Linked DNA regions of Homo sapiens: regions 1 and 2 are each linked to region 3. The links are chromatin contacts, found by Hi-C or POLR2A ChIA-PET in ENCODE. All regions are on one chromosome and are shown on one strand. Each heading gives the region's core, a stretch centred on a gene start or an enhancer-like site at or near the end of the contact. The rest is flanking DNA. Distances are from core to core; before and after follow the strand shown. Region 1 holds the start of UBR1 (ubiquitin protein ligase E3 component n-recognin 1). Region 2 holds the start of TP53BP1 (tumor protein p53 binding protein 1). Region 3 holds the start of EIF3J-DT (EIF3J divergent transcript).

Region 1 (3,444 bases), core at 315-2,814, 1.4 Mb after region 3:
ATTACAGGCACCTGCCACCACACCCAGCTAATTTTTGTATCTTTAATAGACATGGGGTTTCACTGTGTTGTCCAGGCTGGTCTCGAACTCCTGACCTCAGGTGATCCACTCACCTTGGCCTCCCAAAGTGCTGGGATTACAGGCGTGAGCCACTGCCCCGACCTATTTCTGAACGTTCTAGTCTATTTCATTTATCTAGGAATGAAAGAAGAAAAAGAGAAGAGCGTGGGGTAGCATAAGAGAACTACAGAAGTAAAAGCATAGAGACAGGAAGGGACAAGGTAACTTTTAGGGCAATTTTTATCAAAATGTGGGACAATACCTATTGTGGGTTATAGTATCACTTTAATAACTACAACCAGTATTTTGGCTTAAATGCATAAACATATTGCAATTGAATAGAAAATATGACATATTGGAAGTATTGTTTCAGAAAATTTAAGTTTCAGTATATATATACATATTCTATATATACCCATTTAATTTTGTATAGGTGTACCGTGATAAGATGTAAAATGTATTTATTGTGGTTGTTGGGCAAAAAAGGCTGGAAAAACAGTATTTTAGCACCCAGGAAGTAGTTCATTTGAGCAGAAACATTGTTTAGGCAGGAAAGTTCTATAAATCAAGGTGGACCACAGCATTTGGAAAGCCTCCTCTACTTTTCACATTGTTTGGAGCTTTATTTTCTTCCCTTTGTTAAAAATATACTTTAAAATTATTTGTTTTGTAAAAAATTTAAAATACAAATGAAGGTAAAGTAGCTCTTGACCACCTTCTTCCTCCAATCCGAATCCTGGCCCTCAGAGTTACTACTTTGCCCTTTCCCCTTTCAGACTTACTCCTTCACATTTAAATGCCTATGTGTGCAAATATATAGTTTGCAGCAACTTGGCTTTTTTTTCTCTCAATTTATCTTGATCTTTTCACGCAGATTTATCTTGCTCAAGAGCTGCACAGTATTTCAAAATGCGAATGTACCATAGTATATCTTGTCTTTCCTCTATCGATGAATGACTAGGTTTCCAATTTTTTGTTATTTCCCCCCGTGTCCCCCAATAAAGCTGGATCCCGAGCTTTTTTTGTACACATGTGCAAGTGCCCACGGGGTAGAATCCTAAAAATAGAAGATGTGTGAGTACTTTCTTTTTCATTTTGTAGGCTCTGGGGAACTACTGCAGGGAGGTTGGGATACAAAACATCCCCAGGCCAACAACCGGCCAGCTAGGACAGGTTCTTGCTTTAGCCCCCGACAAGTTTTCTTCCTTTCATAATGGACGCTGACTTTGTTTTTTTTACCTCGTAGATGCAACAGTTCCCAGCACCAAACCCAGATATACAACCATTCAGCTACCAAGAGCTACGCCTGATAAATTAGAGGGGAAAAAAAAAATCTCCAGTCCCTTCACGTCGTGACGCTTGCTTCCGGGAAGCGGGCCGGAAGCCACTCCTCGAGTCTGCGTCAAACCCGACTTCAGGGGCCGTCGTAAAAGTGTCGTCCCTGTCTCTCCGACCGGCCACAGGTTTCCGCTTGCCTCTGGCCGGGGGTCGGCAACTGCAGGCGTCAGTTTCCCTCAAGATGGCGGACGAGGAGGCTGGAGGTACTGAGAGGATGGAAATCAGCGCGGAGTTACCCCAGACCCCTCAGCGTCTGGCATCTGTAAGTCCCTATAGGCAAGTCTCTTTTGTCCTCCCCCCGGTCCCTCCCTACTGCGCTTAGGAGGATGTGGGGCTTCACCCCTTATGGCGGCTCTGGGGAGGGGGAGTTATCTGGATTGATCTGGAAGGAAGCCACCGAATAAAAAGTTAGTCGCAACCCACATTTCTGCCAGCCAAGTCTACGGAATATAATGACTTTGTTATGTATTATTCTTGATGATCTCAAGTGTGCATGTCTCTATTCTGAAGTAGAAAGAACCAGTGATGTTATTAGACGGTTTGATGTGGGGGCCGAGGCGGGGTTGGAGCAAGAGCCATTTTCGTATAGAAGCAGTACTAACCCTTTACTCTTGATGATGGGAACGCAGCACCTGGTATTTTATTGCATAGCCTGCTGGCCGGGACCTGATATTGGTAGGTAGTGCTGCTACTGTCAAGTCATGTCTAGATGTGAGGTGTAGTAATTGTCCTTGCGTATAGCATCTTGGGAACCCCAGGCCTAACCCTCAGTGGAGAAACCCATCATCTGTCGCTACTTTTTAAAGGTGAAGAAAGGACTCCCAAACATTTCAAGCCAGAGCAATACCATTAATTGATGTCGGAATCTATACTTTGCTCTTGCATTTTGAAAGAATGGGAAGGCACAGATAGTGAACAAATTTGAGTCACTAGCTACAGGGAGAAAGCTGCCGAGGAAGATAAGAGTAGGGGGCAATGTTAGGGAATGTTCTGGATGCCCAGGGCATCTAGTGTGGAGATATGTAGAAAATATTCAAATATCTGTCACCGCATGATGTTTTATTAGTTTGTCTTTCTAAATAGCAGCATTTAGAGATTTGGGATATACACATTTTTTCTGAAGTTTCTTTGGCTTGTAGTTTAATAAAAACATTATTTTATTTTATTTATTTTTTGAGGCAGAGTTTTGCTCTTGTTGCCCAGGCTGAAGTGCAGTGGTGTAATCTCGGCTCACTGCAACCTTCCGAGTTCAGGAATTGAACTGCAAATTCCCGAGTTCAGGAATTCTCCTGCCTCAGCCTCTTGAGTAGCTGGGATTACAGGTGCCTGCCACCATGCTTGCCTAATTTTTTTTATTTTTATTTTTATTAGAGACGGGGTTTCACCATGTTGGCCAGGCTGATCTCGAACTCCTGACCTCAGGTGATCCACCTGCCTCGGCATCCCAAAGTGCTGGGATTACAGATTAAAAGCATTCTTGAAGGTTTTTTGTTTTTTTTTTTAACCCTGCATACAATTGAACATTGTTTTATGCGAGAACAGAGGGAACTACAGAGGGAGCTACGGCATGAGTCAACTCCAGGGACTGAAGAGACTGTCTAGGAGGTAGGAACAAGGTAGGGAGGGAGTTGGAAAAAGGATTTGGCCACTGACTATGTCAGTGCTTGCCGTTTTCCTCCACCCCAAATAGCAGTTCAAATTCACTTCACTACTGTTCCTGAAGGAGGAAGCATCTTATTTGAGATGATAAGGAATGAGGAGGTAGGACAAATTTAAAAGCAACTGAAACATTTTAATGGTAGTTTGTGAGTTTTGCTTGTTAGAAGGAGTGGGGAAACTGCTGTGGTCAGAAGAATTGTTATAGTTTTGTATCTGAAGACTAATATTTATTTAAAGCTTTGATACATTAATTTTTTCCAGATAATACAATAAAACCCCATCATTCTGGACGTCACTAATTTGGAATTGGAGATAATGATACAGGAATTGAGCTAGAATTTATGTGGCAACTCTTTACCTCAGGAAATATTATTAGATTTTGTTGGG
Region 2 (3,916 bases), core at 1,088-3,587, 1.0 Mb after region 3:
GAGTCTCACTCTGCTGCCCACGCTGGAGTGCAGTGGCACGATCTCGGCTCACTGTAACCTACGCCTCCAGGGTTCAAGCAATTCTCCTGCCTCAGCCTCCTGAGTAGCTGGGACTACAGGCGCCCACCACCATGCCCAGCTGATTTTTTGTATTTTTAGTAGAGGCGGGGTTTCACTATCTTAGCCAGGATGGTCTCGATCTCCTGACCTCATGATCCGCCCGCCTCGTCCTCCCAAAGTGCTGGGATTACAGGTGTGAGCCACTGCGCCTGGCGGTTTTTAGGTTTTTATTGTTGTTGTTTCAGACAGGGTCTCACTCTCTTGCCCAGGCTGGAGCACAGTGTTGCAATCTTGGCTCATTGCAACCTGTGCCTCCTAGTTCAGGAGATGCTCTCACCTCAGCCTCCTGAGTAGCTGGGACTACAGGCACATGCCACCACACCCAGCTAATTTTTTTCGTATATTTTTTAGAGATGGGCTTTTGCCATGTTGCCCAGGCTGGTCTCAAATTCCTGGGCTCAAGTAATCCACCTGCCTCTGCCTCCCAAAGTGCTGGGATTACAGGTGTAAGCCACTGCGCCCAGCCATTTTATGTTTCGACAAACACACTTGTCAAGTAATCAAACAGATCTGTTTATTTGTGCCTCACTTGGGGAGGAAGCAGAAGCAGGCTGGAGAAGAAAAGCAAAAAAATGGTAACTTTTGGGGGATTTTTATGGGACTCAAGGTCATGATTTACTCATAACAGGACCTGGTTGGTTGTGCCCTCTCAAATAGAGCAGATGAACTCACTTTGTCCAGCTAGTGTAGTTAGTATTGCTCTAACCTGGTCTTTAAGTATTAGATTTGTTTAGTCACTGGTGTTCTGCAGCTTTAGGAGTGGAGTATGAAAAGAGTCAATTATAAATGATTTTAAGATTAAGAAGTGAGATGCATCTCTGTGTGGTCCATTTCATTTTAGCTCCACTAATAAAACATACTGGCGACCATAATTATATTCCAGTTATAGCAGTAATAGATTCTAGATTTTTCAGGACAGTTTCAAGGAGTCAGTCCTTTTGTTCCCATAAGTAACGTGTATTCAGACAACATGCTTTGAATTTGGTTTGGAAAATAGGATCACTGTAATTTATAGCAGCAGTGAGAAGACTGGTAGGAAGCTCCACTTCAGCTTTGCCTATATCACGTGCTGAATTGGGCATTTACAGAAATGGAGAATCATGGTTGGGCTGTGCCGAAATAAATCTGAGCCTGGGGTAGAAAGAGAAAACTGCCTCATATTGAATGCCTACTATGTATATGTTTGGCACTGTGCTAGGTGCTTTCCCTATTGACAGCTGCTCTGGCTAGAATTCTATCCTGGATCCAACTGCCACTTAAATAATATACCCCCACCCCTCAACAACAACAACAACAAAACAAACACATATGCCACATGGGGCTTAGTTCATTAAGACTCGTCACAGCTGCCACACCCTCTTTAAGACCCTGGCACCATAATTAGGATAATAGAATCTCTGGGTTTGGAAGTATCTTTGAGGTCATCTAGTTAGAAGGGGTGGCAGCTGTTCTCTTTACCATGGAGTTTGAGAATGACAGTGCTCAATTCTCTCAATGGGAGGTGCAAAATATGTCTGGGGCTGTAGTCTCTGCAGGCAATCCCATAAAAGATAAGGCAACGATAAACAAGTGTGAAGCTTGAAATACGTCCTAGGCGGAAAAGGGCAATGGGAAGAAATATGGCTTACTGGAGCCCTTATACAATGTAAAAACAAACAAATACTAAAAACGCCCTGGCAGAGATGTAATGTCAGGCCCTTGGATTCAGGGTAGAGGCCCACAAAAGGGATCCTGATTGACACAGGTTAACCCTGTGTCAAAGAAGAAAGAGTCTCTTCTGTTGGGTTCACCAGCTCTGAAGTACCTAGCCATCCTCAAGCCGCTTCTTCTTTGCCCTGTTATGAGAAAGCTGGGAAACTCTCTCCTTTTCCAGGAAAGAGGGTGAGGGACGGGGATTAAGGGGCGTGAACGAGAAAAAGCAGGTAGAGGTACTGAAATGTCTGAGTAGTGGTAAATGCAATCGTCCTGGAAGCAGGGGAAGGTATTTCACGCCCTCTCAAGGTCCCTTCGGTTCAAGGATACCGTCATTCTCCGGCTCTACTAAAGGGGAGGGCCTGCAACGTCCATGCTGCCATGGAAACGCGCCGCCGTGTTCCTTTTTCTTACGTGGGGCAGGGCACTCTGCCGCAGCTACCTATCATCCACGGGATTTCTTGAGTGGCGGGCGGCGGCAGCGAATGGACGATCCGATATTGTGTGACGTGACGGGAAAGGGGGAGTTCGCGGCCGGTGGCGGCGGTGGCGACAGCGGCGACCTAGGGATCGATCTGGAGGGACTTGGGGAGCGTGCAGAGACCTCTAGCTCGAGCGCGAGGGACCTCCCGCCGGGATGCCTGGTACTGTTTGGAGAGAAATGGGAGTGCAGTGGGCTCTGAAGGCCTGGATTTCGGGTCTGAAGGGATGGCTGACCGGAGGGGGCGGGGTGGCAAGCATGGCGGCGGTGACGGGGAAGGGGTTGGAGGGCCCTAAGGAGGGGGTGGGGAAACGTTAGCTAAGAAGGCTTGGTGGTCGTGAGGAAAGCTGAAAGGCTGTGGGGCCTCTGGCGAACAGATTTTAGAAAACATTCTTTTGGGGGGAGGTAGAGGCGCCAGAAGGACGTGGCGGGGGGGATGGAAAAAGGGGCGGGGAGAGAAGAGGTTAGGAAGGAGGGGAAAGGGTGTCTACGAGAAGGTGATGAAAAATAGGGAGGGATAGTCAGGCTTATTGTAAATAACGAGGAATGGTGACTTGGTAGGCATGATAGGAAAGTGCTTGCAGCAATTATAAATATAATATTCTAATTGGAGGAGTCCTGAAGTGGTCCCGTTTCCCAGCTCTTGTACTTCCGCCCCATTATTTAGGTTTAGACTGCGTGAGCAAGGCTAGTAGGTTACACGGAACTGATCTTTTGTTATTCCATTCCAGGGGAGCAGATGGACCCTACTGGAAGTCAGTTGGATTCAGATTTCTCTCAGCAAGATACTCCTTGCCTGATAATTGAAGATTCTCAGCCTGAAAGCCAGGTTCTAGAGGATGATTCTGGTTCTCACTTCAGTATGCTATCTCGACACCTTCCTAATCTCCAGACGCACAAAGAAAATCCTGTGTTGGTGAGTGATACCTTGTTTGAAGAAGATTGAGCAGATTTTTTTTTTTAAACCGAAAACCAGCAAACATAAGTATTTAGAAGATCATTACCTTCTCAATAAAGTTGATTGGAAAAATTGTTCACAAATAGTAGGTTTCATTTTGAACTATTTCATATATAATGGGGATATTTTGTATGTGTATTTTCTAGGATGTTGTGTCCAATCCTGAACAAACAGCTGGAGAAGAACGAGGAGACGGTAATAGTGGGTTCAATGAACATTTGAAAGAAAACAAGGTTGCAGGTGAGGTGTTTAAAGCTATCTGTCCCCTTTGCATTTTTTGGGTGCTCTTGTTGGTGCTGGGTGGATTTAAACTTTATGTGGTTGTGTCGAATGTATGTAAGGAAGCCTACTGTGGTATCTGCGTAGTAGTCACTCAAAAGTTGATGTGCTAGTGTCACTGATTAGATTGGTATTGTCTGTATTCCTGATTTTGTATTAAGGTTTGTTGGTAAATGTCTTTCATGCTAATATCCAGTTATTTTTTTCAGACCCTGTGGATTCTTCTAACTTGGACACATGTGGTTCCATCAGTCAGGTCATTGAGCAGTTACCTCAGCCAAACAGGACAAGCAGGTATACAGTGTTTGAAGGGGTTTATTTAAATGTATTATCAGATTTGTTCTTTTATCTGTACCTGTTGCCTCATCCCAAGGATAAAAGGATTA
Region 3 (3,793 bases), core at 1,013-3,512:
CGTGGTGGTGCGTGCCTGTAATCCCAGCTACTTGGGAGGCTGAAGCAGGAGAATCACTTGAACCCAGGAGGTGGAGGTTGCAGTGAGCCAAGATCGCGCCATTGCACTCCAGCCTGGGCAACAAGAGCGAAACTCCATCTCAAAAAAAAAAAAAAAAAGAATTATATTCATCAAGATCGATACCATTTAGATCCCTTAATCCCAAGGAAGTTATTCCATGACATTAGTCTAGACTATCCATTAAAACTTCATTTTCTGCAACTTCTTTCCTAATATCTCTAATCTTTTCTCTGCATTTGTTAATTTATTCCCAAATTTCATAACAGATGTCTTAACTGCCACTTCCTATATGCATGGAAAAAAATGAAAGGACCAATATGAACCCAAGGCTCAAAACTGAAAATCTGCTACAATGTAGAGGGGTAACTAATATCTTGTAATGCGGCTGGTAACAAAATCTAGTCCCATGTTTCTACAACATGTAAATAAAGCATCTGAGTGTCTTCAAACAATAACCAGTCGATTTATTAACTTCAATGTGTGCAAAGCTCACAACATTCTTGAACCTCAGGCTGTCAGTAAATCGGACATCCACACATCCAACCTCATCGGACTGGGGAGAGAACAGAAAAACTCAAAACAACATTCCTATTAAGTTCATAGTGATTATCTAGCTTAAACTTTTCAGCCCAGGCAGGATTTATAGGGTTCTCCGTTTGTGTTTATAAATTAGGAGAAATTCACTAAATTAGGCAAAACCACAAAAAAAAATCATTTTCCATTTCACACAAAACTTTATCTGCACAAATATAACAAGATTTTGAGAACTTTGTTAATAAGAGTCTTAACATTTTGGATTTGAGACTTCTGTAACTACTGTAAAAAAAAAAAAAAACCATGTAGAAGTAAATGTCACTTACAGCTGTATAATGAACCCTTCGGAGTTTTCAAAATCAAACGACTGAGGTAAAAATGATTATCTACAAGGCACAGACAAAACAACAACAACAACAAAAAACCACGGGCCCGTCATCTACAACCACCACCAAATCTTCAATATTTCCTTAGGTGTCGTATGTGTGTAGTTGAGTAACTGTCGTCTCTCCATTTCTCAGGTCACGGTGTGAACTACCTGGGTTTCTGTCCACTAACTGCGGGCTATCTCAGTGGTCAGTTCATTCTTTTTACCACAGGGTGGGGGAAGGGAGAGCCAAAAGTTATTTCCCTTTACTGTTTCTAGCTGTCTCGTGTGGGAAAAAAAGGTTGAAATTCAACTACAATATTTCACTCATCTAATCCCTCGAACAAACTGTATAAGTAGACCTCAGGGTCATAAATGAGTTACTGGCCCTGGGCTGACTTGAGCTCGAAAAGACAGGCGAGTCTCAAGGCTTTCCATATGGATAAGCTACAAGGCTCAATTCCCAACTTCCCGGTCTCATTCCTGCGAGAGGCTCCGGACCGCGAAGCTTGCACGTGGGCCGACCCGGCCGATGCTGTCACCTTTCGTCGCCAGCCGGCGGGTGGGATCCACGCCGGAGAGCAGACTCTCAACCGGCGAGGGAGTCCGGGAGGCCACGCTGCCAGTCTTCGGCCCACACATGGCCGGCAAGCGGAGGGGAAGAGAGCACCGCCAGGCCCTATGCTCGCGCCTGGACCCACGGCCCGCAGGCCCCGGCAGCGACCCGGGGCCCAGAGTCGGCCGGCAACAGCGCCAGCCCGCTTCCGCGCTGCCCGGCGCCCTAGCCCGCACCCACCTTGACGTCCTCGTCCTCGTCCTCGCCTTCCCAGCGGTCCCCGCCGGCAGTGCCGCCGCCCCCCACCTTCCGCACTGGGTCTTCCACGGAGAAAGCGTCGGCGTCTACGGAAGAAAGCGAGCCGTGTTAGTGCCTGCCACTGCGTGGGGCCGGCGCCGGCCCGGGCCCTGCCCCAGCAACTTCTCCTCACCCCAGGAGTCCGAGTCCCCCGCCGCCGCCGCCGCCGCCGCCATCTCGAGCCGGGTGTGAGCGTGTGTGAGAGGGAGAGCTAGCGAGGAGTTAGCACGGCGGAGGTGAGTCACTGGGTTTGCTCTCGTTGACCGGCGCGGAGCAGGATGGGACCGTGGCTGACTGTGCGCCGAGCCGAGGCCACGCCCCCTCAGGCGGCGGCGGCGACGCGCGCGGGTAAGAAGTGGGCGGGGAACGCGGTCGGTGGCGCTGCGGGGCTGAGGGAGAGGCGGAGGGGGGGGCGGAGGGGGGCGGAGGGAGGGGCGGAAAGAGCAGAGGGAGGGGCACAGGGGGCTGAGGAGTGCTGGGTCGGGCTTCCAGCTCCCTACAACGCAGACCAGTACTGGAGTTCGTGGTGCTGGAAGACCGCCGCCCGACTCTGGGCCCCGGGTAGGAAACGTAAGTGCCAGGAAGTTAGCAGAGTGGTTCTTTGGCTGGCGCCTGAACCTCGCCAGTCTTCGTCGCCCCTCCCCTGCCAACGCCTACCCCGCTTCGACCGGAGGGTGCGCTGTCCCTCTGGTCACTGTGATCACCGTCCATGGCCGCCTGCGGATACCCACGCCGTGCTCAGAAGAGGGCTCTGAGGCCACGCCCGCCTGTGGGGTCGGTGGCCGGGCTTCCGGGACCCCAGAGGGAGTCGTCGCGCGCTAGGTGGAGGGGACCCCTCTGGAATCCGGCGATCCCCGGGCGCAGATGCAGGAGCGGGTGGGGAGAGCCGCGTTCCTGGCATGTTTGCCTCGAGTTAGTCACGAAGGAATCGAAGAGAGCCTTAGTCTTCGAGGCTTTTCCCTTCCTGTGAGCCCCTTTGAGGCCAGCACATTGATTTTTTTTTCTTTCGCAGAACAATTTCGGACCTCCTGGGGTCTATGCTAGGTATGAGGTGTATCTTTGCCCTCCATCAAGTAGCAAAGATGGACATGTAAACAAATTTCGACACTGTGATGACTGCCACAAAAAGCAGCATTATGAGGTTGAATGTAAAAGGATAACCTTAGCGGCGGCGGGGGCCGGAGGATGAAGGAAGGCTTCCTGAGGTAGGCGCTGGTTGAAACTGAAGTTGGAGAGAGCAAGTGGCATTTGCTGAAGTGCATTTCCGGTAGAAAACTCCAGTGGTCCCTCACCTGACTGAGTGGCGCAGTCAGAGATAAATGGAACAGGTACACTGACCAGAAAGGGCAAGATGGGCTAAACTTCGCCGTTGGGCCACTGGGCTCCCCCGCAGGATTTTAAAGAGCTAGCCAGTAGATGGATTTTGTTTTTGTTATTTTCGCAATTTATTTTCAAATATGTAATACGCGAACTTGGTACAACATTCATGTGATAAAAAGGTAGATACGTGGGCAGGACGCGGTGGCTCACGCCTGTAATCCCAGCATTTTGGGAGGCCGAGATGGGCGGATCATTTGCTGTCAGGAGTTCGAGACCAGCCTGGCCAACATGGTAAAACCCCACCTCTACTAAAAATACAAAAATCACCTGGGCGTGGTGGCGGGCGCCTGTAATCCCCACTACTAGGGAGGCTGAGGCAGGAGAATCGCTTGAACCCGGGAGGCGGAGGTTGCAACAGTGAGCCGAGATCGCGCCACGGCTCTCCAGCCTGGGCGACAGTTAGACCCGTCTCAAAAAAAAAAAAAAAACAAAAAAGGTAGATACAACGATCAGCTGCTCCGCTCCGTTCTTTCTAGTGGTAACCATTGTTCCCCCTTTCTGGTGTTATCTTTTCAGAGTCTACAAATAAACATTTTATAAAGATGATCCTTCAATACATATTCTACAGCCCAGTTAAAATGTGAGAGGCCATGATCTAC

What was found. Hi-C counts contacts between places; a loop is a spot of excess contacts on that map. ChIA-PET counts read pairs that join two places held with the same protein, here RNA polymerase II (POLR2A). Pooled maps may share reads with other maps.
Region 1: a loop to region 3 is called in a map of naive thymus-derived CD4-positive, alpha-beta T cell, with 13 times the contacts of the local background. The contact joins the promoter of UBR1 here to the promoter of EIF3J-DT in region 3. A Hi-C loop is called at or near these places in 1 of 168 maps with a recorded cell type or tissue (naive thymus-derived CD4-positive, alpha-beta T cell) and 4 of 50 pooled maps. POLR2A ChIA-PET finds 5 or more read pairs at or near these places in 1 of 52 experiments (PC-3).
Region 2: a loop to region 3 is called in a map of CD8-positive, alpha-beta T cell, with 14 times the contacts of the local background. The contact joins the promoter of TP53BP1 here to the promoter of EIF3J-DT in region 3. A Hi-C loop is called at or near these places in 2 of 168 maps with a recorded cell type or tissue (CD8-positive, alpha-beta T cell and naive thymus-derived CD4-positive, alpha-beta T cell) and 5 of 50 pooled maps. POLR2A ChIA-PET finds 5 or more read pairs at or near these places in 1 of 52 experiments (activated T-cell).

What each region holds. Positions count from the first base shown.
Region 1 is chr15:43,104,158-43,107,601 of GRCh38, reverse strand. UBR1 (ubiquitin protein ligase E3 component n-recognin 1) reads left to right here and starts at 1,564. Exons shown (of 47, transcript NM_174916.3): 1 at 1,564-1,660. The coding sequence starts at 1,580. RefSeq lists an enhancer at 1,466-1,745.
Region 2 is chr15:43,491,577-43,495,492 of GRCh38, reverse strand. TP53BP1 (tumor protein p53 binding protein 1) reads left to right here and starts at 2,337. Exons shown (of 28, transcript NM_001141980.3): 1 at 2,337-2,456; 2 at 3,025-3,209; 3 at 3,398-3,491; 4 at 3,740-3,824. The coding sequence starts at 2,450. RefSeq lists enhancers at 1-399, 1,896-2,602, 2,603-3,311.
Region 3 is chr15:44,535,392-44,539,184 of GRCh38, reverse strand. It overlaps EIF3J-DT (EIF3J divergent transcript), which reads left to right and starts at 2,262. Exons shown (of 2, transcript NR_034170.1): 1 at 2,262-3,142; 2 at 3,711-3,793. EIF3J (eukaryotic translation initiation factor 3 subunit J) reads right to left here and starts at 2,038. Exons shown (of 8, transcript NM_003758.4): 1 at 1,948-2,038; 2 at 1,758-1,861. The coding sequence starts at 1,990. RefSeq lists silencers at 1,536-1,585, 1,606-1,915, 2,106-2,275 and enhancers at 2,446-2,895, 2,583-3,370.